2 separate regions of the Homo sapiens genome follow, and region 1 is linked to region 2. A link is an interaction called in ENCODE POLR2A ChIA-PET data of the cell type or tissue named here. Cell type or tissue: PC-3. All regions are shown on one strand. Links, peaks and the distances in the headings refer to the core of each region. The heading gives the core; the rest is flanking DNA. Region 1 overlaps DISP1 (dispatched RND transporter family member 1). Region 2 overlaps DISP1 (dispatched RND transporter family member 1).

Region 1 (7,067 bases), core at 2,153-4,652, 84 kb after region 2:
TGGGCCAGAGAAAGGATATAAGTGAAAAAACTGGCAAAATTGAAATTAATAGAAGTATTATAATAATATTAGTTTCCTTGTTTCAATAATTGTGCTATGGTTATATAAGATATTAACATGAAGAAAAGCTGGGAACCCAGGAACTCTATGAAAGTTTTCTGAAAGTTTAAAATTATTTCAAAATAAAAAGTTAAAAAAAAAAATCCCTGGGCCAGGTGAAGGGATAAGAATTTCAAGGGAGAGAGCCAAAGTGATTCAAATTCAGTTATCTGGCAGGAGTTTGGGAAGTTTATTCAGCAGCAGTGGTTAAAGAGGAGAATAACAGATCCAAACAGTAATTATCTACTGAGAGTCAATTATAGGACAGGCACTCTATTAGGCTACCAAGATGAATAAGAAAAGATGGGTCCTGGTCTTCAAAGAGCTGTAAGTTCAGTAGCTTTCCTTACAATCAGAGCCCCTCTCACCTTATAAAATATAAATGGAATGCCTTCTATTTTTGTACAGGTGTATTTTGCATTTTGTCTACTTGTAAGCAAACACAGTATACTGTCAGTTTTCCTTGTTTTAAGTATAGAATTGTAACACTACACAGCGTACACTTCCAGAGCCTAGTATATATTTTAACAGACCTTTTTGCAAGCACACTTACCACCATATGTGTATAACTAACAATATGCTTATGCCTGTGCACCTCTCTCTTAAAACTCTTGAACAGCTTGTCTCTAAACAATGTATAATCTTTATTTATTTATTTATTTTGAGACAGAGTCTCGCTCTGTCGCCAGGCTAGAGTGCAGTGGCACGATCTTGGCTCACTGCAACCTTTGCCTCACGGGTTCAAGGAATTCTCCTGCCTCAGCCTCCCAAGTAGCTGGGATTACAGGCATGTGCCACCACGCCCAACAATTTTTGTATTTTTAGTAGCGACGCGGTTTTACCATGTTGGCCAGGCTGGTCTCAAACTCCTGACCTCGTGATCAGACTGCCTCGGCCTCCCAAAGTGCTGGGATTACAGATGTGAGCCACCGTGCCCAGCCATCTTTATTTTGAAAAATGTGGACATTGAAAAAAATGTTTCCATAAAAACTTTGTATATATGTACATTGTTGGTGGTGGTGGCGGTACTGTTACTGCTTCTAAATTTTTTTTTAGGATTAATTTTTATGCTTGGAATTAATGTGTTAAAGCGTATGAACACTTTTATGATACTTAAATTGTATTACCAAATTGCCCTCTAAATCCTACACCCAGACAAATCTGAGCCTTAATATGTTTAAAAACAAAAAATGTTAGTTAAAAACACATGAAATTATTTTCCTACCTTATTTGAACTGGCATTTCTTTTATGACTAGTACTATCTCATAAGTTTCTTCACTATATGGAGATTATATATATTCTAAAGGTTGATCTAATCATAATTTACATGTAACAGATCTCAAGATTCTCTCCGAAAATTTTCTTTTGCAAAAATTTCTTTTTTAGCTTCTCTAATACTTTTTAATATTTTTTCAGTGTATATTAATTTCTAAGCATTTATACAAATACACTCTGCAGATATTTAATATAATCTTAATTGTCATCAACATTTATTTCCAGTAAGTTTAGCCTGTCATAGAAGATAAAGAATTTATATAACTCCATCATTAAATGCTTTCTTTGTTCTGTCAAATTCCATACAAAACCAAGTCAGAAAAATGGGAAATGACCTAAAAGTAAAACATATAATAAAGGAAAATTTAAAACTGGAACAAAGGAAACATACAGAGAATATTTTTCTCCATTTATTCATAAAGTTACAAAGAGAAAAATGTCCCTTTAAATTAACCTGCAAATTTGTAATATTTCTAGACAAAAATACTTTTAAATCTAACGCAGAGAAGAGAAGAACCCACCAAACTTTAATTTCCTTCTCCTTCTGCCATTGTATTAGAATTCCTCTAAATATTTGCCATTCCCAGGTTACTAAAATAGAATGAGAAACCACTCCTTTGTAGTGCAGATGACTGGAATAACCCTCTAGTAGTGAAGAAAAATTCTCACACCTTCAAGAAGGAATTAATTTGAGAGGCTGAACGATAAAAAATGAGATAAAATCATTGAAAAATAAAATGATTGTTCTTTGTAGTGTAAATTATTTTATTCTTGATTATCTCACAACATGAATACATATGGTAAACACTCCATAATGAAATAAATTAAGAAAATCTAGGACATCTCCATGTCCATTTCATATTGAAATCAGGTAATTATGTTCATGGCATATTGCTTTAAAGCTTTGTCAAAGTTCCAATTCTATAGAAAAGAAAATATCTGCTATTTTTCTAAATTTTAATTGTTAAAAGTCCATACCCCTCTCCACCTCAAAATTTCCCTTTTGTTGGTCCAGTCTTCTTAACTGCCTTTTTTAAATGTTTCGATTCAATGCAATGGTATTAAGTTATGTGTACATGTCAAATACACAAACACACACAGACATATACATAAATATATATGAAGGTACTTAACAATTGTTTTGGCCCATTCTTTTTAGTATAAGAATATCTTTATGTCCTTTCCAAATTTAGAATTAAAGATTGTCAAGGCAATATTTTTCCTTTAAACCAGAACTAAAGGCAAAAATGACCCGTAAAAATCTACAAGCAACTGAAACAACTGAAAATATTATGTTGCTAATTTTACAATCTCAAACTCTACCTGATGCCAGTAGGCCCTTGCCAACGAATCCATTATAAAGCTGCAAGCATGGCTCTTACCTCACAATGTAAAGAGAACTGAAGGAGGAAAAAACAAAAACACCCCATCTGAACATCTTGTTATTAATACTTCCTTAAAATCCATTAATGTCAGCAACTAAAGCGCTACTTTACCAACAACTCTAGGCCAGCGGCGGTGGCTCATGTCTGTAATCCCAGCACTTTGGGAGGCCGAAGCGGGTGGATCACCTGAAGACGGGGGTTTTCAGACCAGCCTGACCAACATGGAGAAACTCCGTCTCTACTAAAAATACAAAATTAGCCAGGCGTGGTGGCGCATGCCTGTAATCCCAGTTATTCAGGAGGCTGAGGCAGAAGAATCGCTTGAACCTGGGAGGCGGAGGTTGCGGTGAGCCGAGATGGCGCCATTGCTTTCCAGCCTGGGCAACAAGAGCAAAACTGTGTCTCAAAAAAAATAAAAAATAAAAAAAAATTCTAAAAGATATTGACAAGTTCTGCTTTAGAGATATATAGTAGGCCTGTCAAGGTCAAACAAATTAAAAATTAATTTTCCTATATATAACACTTTTCTAAAACTCTTCCAGACCTTTGTTTTTCTAGAGACAGGGTCTTGTTCTGTTGCTCAGCCTGTAGTACAATGGTGCAATCACAGCTCACTGCAGCCATGAACCCCTGAGCTCAGGTGAGCCTCCTGCCTCAGCCACCAGAGTAGCTAGGACCAGAGGTGCACACCACCACACCCAGCTAATATTTATATTTTTTATAGAGACAAGGTTTTGCCATGTTGCCCAGGCTGGTCTTGAACTCCTAGCCTCAAGTAATCCTCCTGCCTCAGCCTCCCAAAGCACTAGGATTACAGGCATGACTCACCATGTCTGGCCCAGACATTTTATTTTAAGATGACTAACCACCAAGTTACGTGTAGTCTTCTCTCGCCACACAGGAAATCAACTCTTTCCACCAGAACCATCTTTATTCTTAGGTGATTCATTCAAAAAGGAAAATGTTGCCCACTCTTTGAAAGACCTAAATTTTTACCTGTGATAAACAGCTTTCCATGAATAGAAATCTGCTGCAAAGGCCTGTGCAGGCTGCATTCCCTAGCATTGAAAGGTCATTGTAGAAGGGATTTTATTTTATTTTTATGTCATTATTTTATTTTTTGAGAGGTGGTCTCAATGTGTCATCCAGGCTGGAGTTTAGAGGTGTGATCACAGCTCTATAAGTGATTTTATATAACATTCACGTACTTTCTGATTACAAAAGTAGTACATGCAAACTGAAGAAAAATTAGACCACATAGAAAAGCACGAACAATGAAATAACAATCACCCATGATCTCAATGCCCAAAATACCCTCTTAACATCTTGATGTATATATTTCCAATCTTTTTTATATGCCCATGTCTATTTCTCTTTTTAAAATATAACTGAGATTGTACATCCTGCTTTTTCTCCACTAATATCATAACAATCACTTTCTCAAGTTAATTTAACCTCCATAAGTGTAAATTGTAATGGGTACAGATATCTCATAATTTATGTAAACATTCCCCCTACGATTAAACATTTTGATTGCTTCTGATTTTTGTTATTATAAAAAGGTATTTCAGTCATGGATTATCATGAATGGTAATACCTTTGATGCAAGACTTTTTTTTTTGCATACTTGTTATTTCCTCAAGAGTCGTCAAAGTGGAGTTTTCAAACATAAAGTTTTTTCTTTAATGTTATGCTCCTCTATATTCCACAGGCAATGTATGAATGCTCATTTCAACAAATTTTCAACAATATAGTGTTAAAATGTATTTTGTTAATCTTAACAGTATTTTATTTTAAACTTACATTTCTTTGATTAGTAGAGAAATTAAATTCTTTTTAATGTAGTAATGTATGTCTTGTTGAGTGAATTGCCTTTTTGCCCATTAAGACTTTGGTCTTTTTCTTGTCAATCTGTGTTTTTAACAATTGATATTTACATATATTAACTTTATCTTTCTTCACCCACCTACAGTATTACTAACTTGCCTTACATCTTTTTTATTTATGTTTTGTCTTAAAAGTGACAAAGATTAAAAGATATTCTTCATAACCTACAGAAATGTACACAATCACATTTTATTCAAATAGAAAATTCTATGATATATGAATATTCTTTATATAATTTCCAAAATATCTTTGCCATTCTTCATGACATCACATAACATCACATGAAGTTACTAAAAAAACAAACAGGACATATTTCATTCATTTCCTCATTACCACCTCCTTCACACCACAGTACTCCTCATTTTTAACAGCCAATGCTAAACATTCCCAAGAGTGATAAATAGGTATACCATATTGTTTAGCTTTAAAGAACCTCAATATATTTTCTGTGGCAAAGGAAATGGAAAAGTAAAAATATTTCACACAGAGCTAAGCCAGGTGTCTCATTGCCAGAGAATGGACTGTCACTTAAGATATTAAATAACCTTGTTTTTAAAACAAATGTTACACTAACAAGCACAATTTAAAAACTAATAGTCTTCAAAAGTCCTAAGAGGGCCAGTTTCAGTATAAGGTAAAACTGTGAAAGCCCCTAACGTATTATAGGACAGACTCTCTAACTGCTCCAAAGAAGAAACGAAGAACCAGACAAAGAACCAAGCTGCCAAATAAACATGCATTAATTAAAATGCTTCCTTTATTTATACCTCCAAAAGCAAGTATTTATACTTAATCTCCTTACACATAAAATTGTTATTGCTAGAGAGCAGACCTCAGGTTTACTGAAATTAATTTTTAATTAATTTCCCTTAAAGATCTTTTTAAGCTCCCTTAAAGATCTTTTTAAGAATTAAAATGAATATTTGAAGGTGCTGCTCTCAAAAGTAAACTTACAAAACCTATAGACATGTTATATTTCTACAATACTTTAGGTTTGCAAAAATGCTTTATCCATAAAGTGTTGTAGTTGATTGTTATTGCCTATCTTTCACACAGGCACCTATATTGAGAATATTTTATGATTCACCTTAAAGCTAATCCCTGAGCAGACCTCCTCCCTGGAGATCTTACCATATACAGAACATGGGGCCTTGGAGATAATAAACCCTCAACAAGTATTTAATTCATCAATATACAAAAACACTTAAAACATTAACATCTTAAGCACTTCAATTGGGGGGTATACTGTTAAAAAAGGAATTTAATAGTATTCTAAATAGATTCCAGTATGTACAACCAATATTACTAAGTTCACTTTCATTTACCATTTTAGGCTTTAACTTTGTGTATAACCATATAAACTTAGAATCTGTACTACAACAAGATCTCATATTTTTAAAAGAATCATTAGGGTGAACAGTTATTGGCAAAAAAGAATCAATGGGTGACCAGCACTGGTTTCTGCGTCTTCACTCTCATCTTCTTTTGAAAAGCTATCAGTACTAGCTCTAATTGCTCTGCACTAGTTCACCAGATCATTTTCAAGGACTCCGTAACAATGCCTCATTGTTTAAAGCTGTTTCCAAACAGTCCTTGAAGCACTGCTTCTGTTCACACTGATTTTAGGGAACTTTAGCTTACTATAATAGTCAGTGGCTTCCAATGGTCCTTTCCATATACCCCAAATTACCCAATGGGGACTACAGAATTCTGTGGGATCTGACTCATACCTACTTCTCCAGCCTTATCTGGCAACACCACTCTCCCACTGGAACTCTGCTCCATTTCGCTGGCCTCTCTTCAGCTTCTATTGGCTGTGCTCCTTCCTACAACATATCAGGGCTGTTCTCTTGGGTTGGACCATCCTGCCCTCCCTTCTTCACCGAGTTCCTGCTCTTTTCCTTAAAAAACCAGCCCCAAGGCTCTTCTCAAGGAGCCTTTCAAGACCTTCCCAACCAACACAAACTCCTTTATTAGAGGGATTCACAGCACTTCTCCTTCAAGACACTGATAATAGGTAAAATTTACATTTGTTTGGGTGATTAGTTGATCATCTGTCTGCCCTGCTAGACTCTACAGTCATATACAGGCAGGACAATGCCCGTGTTGCTCACATTTTATTCCCAGTGCTTGGCACTTTTGGATCCTAAACACTAGAAAAGGCTGATATGGTTTGGCTCTGTGTCCCCACCCAAATCTCATCTTGAATTGTACTCCCATAATTTCCAAGTGTGTGGGAGGGACCCTGTAGGAGATAATAGAATCATGGGGGTATTTTCCTCCATACTGTTCTTGTGATAGTGAATAAGTCTCATGAGATCTGATGGTTTTATAAATAGGAGTTCTCCCGCACAATCTCTCTCTCTTTGCCTGCCGCCATCCACGTAAGAGGTGAGTTGCTCCTCTTTGCCTTCCGCCAT
Region 2 (7,067 bases), core at 2,433-4,932:
GAGACAGAGTTTTGCTCTTGTCGCCCAGGCTGGAGTGCAATGGTACTATCTCAGCTCACTGCAATCTCTGCCTCCCAAGCTCAAGCGATTCTCCTGCCTCAGACTCCCAAGTAGCTGGGATTACAGGCATGCGCCACCATGCCTGGCTAATTTTGTATTTTTAGTAGAGACGGGGTGTCACCATGTTGGCCAGGCTGGTCTCGAACTCCTGACCTTAGGTGATCCACCTGCCTCTGGCTCTCAAAGTGCTAGGATTACAGGCATGAGCCACCATGCCCAGCCAAAGCTCTGTTTTAAGGGGGAAAAAAATCTAAAAATTAATTTTGACATAATGTACAGCACCCAATATTGTAAAAATAATAGCTAATCATGGCACACTTGTGCAGCTATGGGATTGAATTTCCAGAGTCTGGCTGAACCGTCCAAATTCATCTTGGTATGGGCTATAGTTTCATGTCATCTAGTAACAGTTATTCACTGAGGTTTAATTAACAGTGGGGATGAACGTAGATTCTGAGTTGGATGGTCTTTCTAGAACTACAACAGTGGTAACAGAAATCTCTCAGTTAACTGGTGCCCATTTTGTTAGCCAGGTTTTGGGAAACTGGGCAGGAGAATAGTGGGAAAATGGGGATCTATTTTCTGATTCCTCATTTCCTGAAGGGGAGTTGCATATGGTTTCTTGGCTTGTAAGAAGAAAAGAATTTTAGTCTGACCCCATTTGAGAATGGGAACTAAGTGGAAGTCAGGAGCCCACTGAGTTATCAAGCAGTTTGACTTTATGGAAGTTTTATGTGTGCTGTGCAGTTTGTTTCATTTTTCCTAGTGTATCCATTGATGTGTCTACCAGTTCTTTTCGCAGAATCACATTGTTTCATTTTGGCTTCAACACAGGCAAGTCCCAGGGCAGAATACATTAAAAAGATCGTAATTCCCTTTTCGAGAATGGGTTTACAGTGTTATTCTTGCATCTGTAGCTTGAAAATAATTCTAGTCAGTGAAAGACCGGAGGATTAAATGGGCCCCAAACCAAATATAAGAACTATAATTCTCTATGGTATGCACATGCTAAATTAGAGTCTAGAACAAAGATCCTGAAGGGGCTTTCAGTTCATTCAGAACAACTTCATAACAGGACAAATGCATGAACACCAAGACTCCCGTATGCTTTCCTTGTGCATATAGATCTTTCTTACAAAGCAAACTCACATTCAATGCCAAGTCAATTGAGCTTACTAAGTTTTCCCAGAACCTGACTTACATCATAGGTTGAAGTATTTTGCAGGAAAAAGTCTTATATATGTAGAATCCAAGGGCTCTCTGTTGTCATAAATGTTCAAATCACCCTTTCTATTCCTTCTTCCTGGCCTTAAATCTGGCTCTTTCATATGGAAAACTTAAATCTTTCTATAATCTTGGCTTGCTTCTAGATACCATCTTTGACAGAGAGATGGAAAAGATGTGTTATGACCTCTCCTAAGAAGGGTTGCCTAAAGACAGCCCTTTATTTTCTCAGCATTATTAAATCATTCATTTTGTCATCTCTTCTCCACACTAAAATTGAACAGTAAGAAATCAAAGATACAATTTCTGCTCTTAAGTACCAAACTAGGAAGATGAGAGGCTAACAGAGATGCAACTGGGAAAGCAAATAAGGGAAGACAGGTGCAAGAATGTGATCATGTCACAAAGTCCTCCACTTCTCAGATTCTGAAATCAAAATGCTGCTTAATGTTGCCATCTTCACATCAAGGGGGAATATTTCTACATATGTATACATGTATATATATAATGTAGATATATATATATGTAGATCTATTCCCCCTTGATGTGAAGATGGTGACATTTTGAAGATGGTGAGGTGGCAACTCAGAGTGGAATTGGGTTTATTAATAATCTCTAGTAAGAGCAGACCTGAAGGGAAATCATCTCCCTTTTCCTCCAACTGCATATATCCTCCCTCCCACTCCATACCAGGAATCCAAAAATTAATAGAGTATTGTCCCTGCCTTCCAAGTGTATATGGACTGGCCAAGAGGGTGAAGGAAGTTTTAAGATTGGTGGTGGGGGGAGTTCTTAAATCCCTTACATCATTCTTTTAAACCATTCTGATTTCACTCAAGTCTTCAGTGAAAGGCACTAAGTTAAAGTGTAGAGTTTGATGCATTTTTACATATGTACACATCTATGTAACCACCACTCAGATCACAATATACAACTTTTCCCAGCACCTCAAAGGCTCACTTGTGCCTCTTCCCAATCAATAATCATACCCTGTCCCCAGAGGCAATCAACATTCAGGCTTCTATCACCACAGATTAGTTTTGGCTAAAGGATCACCTTTTAAAGACAGCCAAAGATAAAAGTTTAAGCAAAACCTTACATAGTTAAAATTCAGGTTAATTCAACTTTATGAAAATACATAAAAATGAAGTCCTAGTAATGTTTTAATCCTATTAATGAGTGACTCCTAGATGAGATTTAATTGATTTTTTTCTCTTGAAGTTTTAGAAATACCTTTTCCAATGACTTATGAGGTATAGATCTTATATAACCTGTAGAAGGCCTCTGATGAGCAACAAAACTTCACTGATCTACAATAAAACTACTACTGGTACTGTTATTTGTCATTATGTTATTTTTCCTAGGTTATTATTTTTAAAATCCATACTATTCTGCCTCCCTACATTTTAGTTTCTTTCCAAGTTTGAGTTCCCACCTGAATCAACAATATCTAGTTACAATAAGTGGGTATACTTACTTAAGTGTAATAAACAAAGAAATGCTTCAGTGTAAAAAATTACACTGATTTACAGTGTAAAACTACAGTGTAAAAATTAACTCTGATACTTTGGTTTGACAGAATATCTCTATCTATCCATCCATCCATCCATCCATCCATTTAGAGACAAGATCTTGCTCTGTTCCCCAGGAGTGCAGTGGCTCATTCATGGCTCACTGCAGCCTTGATCTCTTGGGCTCAAGTGATCCTCCCTCCCTCCTCAGCCTCCCAAGTAGCTGGCACCACAGGCATGTACTACCATGCCCAGGTAATTTTTTTTTAAGAGACGAGGTCTCACTGTGTCGTCCTGGCTTGATAGAATATTTAAATAAAGCTGTCCTGAAGGCTAATGTGAATATAAAAATAACCACAACAGTGATAAATATAGACAGGAAATAGAGATCTGAAATTTTAAAAAGTTGATGGGGGTAAGAAAAAAACTGAGTGAGATATTATGGAAATGACAGTCATATGAAAGGGTGAAAGAAGAGGCTCTGTTAATTGTGAAAGAGGGCAGAAATGGTCGCAGTGCACAGAATAAAAAGAAAGAAAAGCATAAGATCATGGAATGCAGAAAAAGAAAACTGTTTAAGAAGAGGTGGTAAACAGAGACTGCATGCTATAGAACTAAACAGGAGAAGAAATCAAATGAGTTTGTCAAAGGAGTCACTGACCTGGCATTGCCAGGAAAGTAATGGTGACAGAAGAAGTTAGACTCCAGGGCACTAGCAAGAAAAAAGACCATATGAAGTTAAAGTATTAAGTATAATAATATATTTAAAATAACAACAGTCAACATTTACAGACTTTACTATGTGCCAAACACTGACCTAAGCACTTGACATATATTACAATATTTTAAAATTCTTAAAATAATTCTATAAGGTAGGCATAGATTTTACCGATGGAGAACTAAGGCACAGAGAGGTTAAAGAAGTCACCCAAAGCCACATAGTTAAAGAGGCAGGATTCAAACCCAGGCAGCCTACTCCAGAGCCTACATTCTTAACCACTAGGCTATACTGCAGCGAAATTTTCTATTGTTTTCATAAAGTAGAAGGTGCTACTGCCCATGTATGGGTGTTAAGAGAGTAAACTATGATTTGAGTTAACATGGAATAGAAGAATACTTGAAAAAAAAAACTACTGAAGGAAGTGTGCTTGGGAGTTAGCTGTGAGGACTAAGTTGTGACAGAAGCATGAAACCAGAATGGGTAAAATCTGCACCGTTTCCATTTTCTTCCAGCAAGCAGTGTTTGTTAGCCTGGGAGCTGGAGCAAAGGCATCAAAATTCCTGAAGATGACAACACAGAGCTTTAACATTTAAACTAGAAAATTCAGTTCAGATAATTTCTCCAATTACTACTAGCGTTTTCAAAAGCCCACTGAAAAACCCACTGCGTATCCTGCACCAGGTAAGGTGTTAAAGTACAACATGATATAAACAGGCTAAAGGAATTAGGTGGAATTCTTCTTCAGGGTCTGTGCAAGGTAGCACTGTGAATATGCTGTTTCTATGATCTAAAAATGACCAGGGCAGCCTATGACCCATCACCTATACCCTCACGATTATTTGTGTGATCCATGTGATTTCAGTTCTATGATCTCAGGACTGAACCTGCACAGCACCTGCTACGTAGTAAGCACTTGTTAACTGTTTCTTAAGCTATTACTGAAACGAAAAAAAAAGTTATAGCAAGAAAACAAAAAATATTTCATTCTCTTGTGTTTGCACAGCATAGAGTGGTGATTAAGAGGAAGGCTTCGAATCAGACACACTTAAACTTCATTCCACATTCTACCACTTACTAGTAACTTTTTAATTAATCTTCCAAACACTTTTTTTTTTTTTTTGAGATAGAGTCTCGCTCTGTCGCCAGGCTGGAGTGCAGTGGTGCGATCTTGGTTTGCTGCAACCTCCGCCTCCCAGGTTGAAGCGACTCTCCTGCCTCAGGCTCCCAAGTAGCTGGAACTACAGGTGCCCACCACCATGCCCGGCTAATTTTTGTATTTGTAGTAGAGACAGGGTTTCACCATATTGGCCAGGATGGTCTCGAACTCCTGACCTTGTGATCCACCTGCCTCAGCCTCCCAAAGTCCTGGGATTATATGCCTGGCTTTTCTTTTTTTTTAATTAAGGATCAAGATAATTTTATTTAGGCAGAGGACCTGAAAGAGACAATCCCCAAATTAACTTGTAAATGAGATTCTAAGAATTCTTCTAAGTTTTATAACGCTTTATTTTTTTCTCTTCTTTAAAATTTACTTTAAGTTCCGGGATACATGTGCAGAATGTGCAGGTTTGTTATATAGGTATACATGTGCCATGGTGGTTTGCTGCACCTATTGACCCATCTTCTAAGTTCCCTTCTCTCACCCCCAACCCCCCAACAGGCCCTGGTGTGTGTTGTTCCCCCCCAGTGTCCATGTGTTCTCATTGTTCAACTCCCATTTATGAGTGAGAACATGTGATGTTTGGTTTTATGTTCCTGTGTTAGTTCGCTGAAGATAATGGCTTCCACCTCCATCCATGTCTCTGCAAAGGACATGATCTTGTTCCTTATAATGGCTGCATAGTATTCCATGGTGTATATGTACCACATTTTCTTTATCCAGTCTATCATTGATGGGCATTTGGGTTGGTTCCATGACTGTGCTATTGTAAATAGAGCTGCAATCAACATACTTGAGCATGTGTCTTTAATGATTTATAATCCTTTAGGTATATACCCAGTAATGGGATTGCTGGGTCAAATGGTATTTCTGGTTTTAGATCCTTGAGGAATCGCCATACCGTCTTCCACAATGGTTGAACTAATTTACATTCCCACCAACAGTGTAAAGTGTTCCTACTTCTCCACAGCCTCGCCAGCATCTATTGTTTCATGACTTTTTAATAATCTCCATTTTGACTGGCGTGAGACAGTATCTCATTTTGGTTTTGATTTGCATTTCTCTAATAATCAGTGATGTTGAGTCTTTTCTCATGTTTCTTGGCCGCATAAATGTCTTCTTTTGAGAAGTGTCTGTTTATATCCTTTGCCCAATTTTGATGGGGTTGTTTTTTCCTTATAAATTTGTTTAAGTTCCTTGTAGATTCTGGATATTAGTCCTTTGTCAGATGAGTAGATTGCAAAAATTTTCTCCCATTCTGTAGGTTGCCTGTTCACTCTGGTGATAGTTTCTTTTGCTGTGCAGATGCTCTTTAGTTTAATTAGATCCCATTTGTCAATTTTGGCTTTTGTTGCAATTGCTTTTGACATTTTCATCATGAAGTCTTTGTCCATGCCTATGTCCTGAATGGTACTGCCTAGGTTTCCTTCTAGGGTTTTTATGGTTTTGGGTTTTACATTTAAGTCTTAATCTACCTTGAGTTAATTTTTGTATAAGGAGTAAGGAAGGGGTCTACTTTCAGTTTTCTGCATATGGCCAGCCAGTTTTCTCAGCACCATTTATTGAATAGGAGATCCTTTTCCCATTGCTTGTTTTTGTCAGATTAGTTGAAGATCAGATGGTTGTACATGTGTGGTGTTATATCTGGGGTCTCTGTTCTGTTACAGTGGTCTATATGTCTGTTTTGGTACCAGTACCATGCTGTTTTGGTTACTGTAGCCTTGTGGTAAAGTTTGAAGTCAGGTAGTGTGATGCCTCCAGCTTTGTTCTTTTTGCTTAGGACTGTCTTGGCTATACAGGGTGTTCTTTCATTCCATATGAAATTTAAAGTAGTCTTTTCTAATTCTGTGAAGAATGTCACTGGTAGTTTGATGGGAATAGCACTGAATCTATAAATCACTTTGGGTAGTATGGCCATTTTCACAATATTGATTCTTCCTATCCATGAGCATGGAATGTTTTTCCCTTTGTGTCTTCTCTTATTTCCTTGAGCAGTGGTTTGTAGTTCTCCTTCAAGAGGTCCTTCCCATCCCTTGTTAGCTGTATTCCAAGGTATTTATTCTTTTTGTAGCAATTGTGAATGGAAGTTCATTCATGATTTGGTTCTGTGCTTGTCTATTGTTGGTGTAAAGGAATGCTTGTGATTTCTGCACGTTGATTTTGTATGCTGAGACTTTGCTGAAGTTGCTTATCAGTTTAAGGAGTTTTTGGACTGAGACGATGGGGCTTTCTTCTTCTTTTTTTTTCTTTTTTTGAGACAGAGTCTTGCTCTGTCACCAGGCTGGAGTGCAGTGGCGTGATCTCAGCTCACTGCAACCTCTGCCTCCTGGGTTCAAGTGATTCTCCTGCCTCAGCCTCCTGAGTAGCTGGGACTACAAGCGCACACCACCAT

The links. Peaks named below come from ENCODE experiments on the same cell type or tissue, not always from the same donor. Only the 100,000 strongest peaks of a DNase experiment are listed, where the experiment ranks them.
Region 1: POLR2A ChIA-PET joins it to region 2 with 13 read pairs; 2 of 35 experiments call an interaction of 5 or more read pairs at or near these places.

Annotation. Positions count from the first base shown.
Region 1 is chr1:222,877,311-222,884,377 of GRCh38, reverse strand. The region is part of intron 1 of DISP1 (dispatched RND transporter family member 1); the gene reads right to left. Among named protein-coding and RNA genes, the nearest start is that of DISP1, 66 kb to the right of the region's middle. In PC-3, for the core only: no CTCF peak of the experiment used is centred there; a DNase peak (open chromatin) is centred at 3,627; H3K27ac peaks cover 550 bases.
Region 2 is chr1:222,961,867-222,968,933 of GRCh38, reverse strand. The region is part of intron 3 of DISP1 (dispatched RND transporter family member 1); the gene reads right to left. Among named protein-coding and RNA genes, the nearest start is that of DISP1, 150 kb to the right of the region's middle. In PC-3, for the core only: no CTCF peak of the experiment used is centred there; no DNase peak of the experiment used is centred there.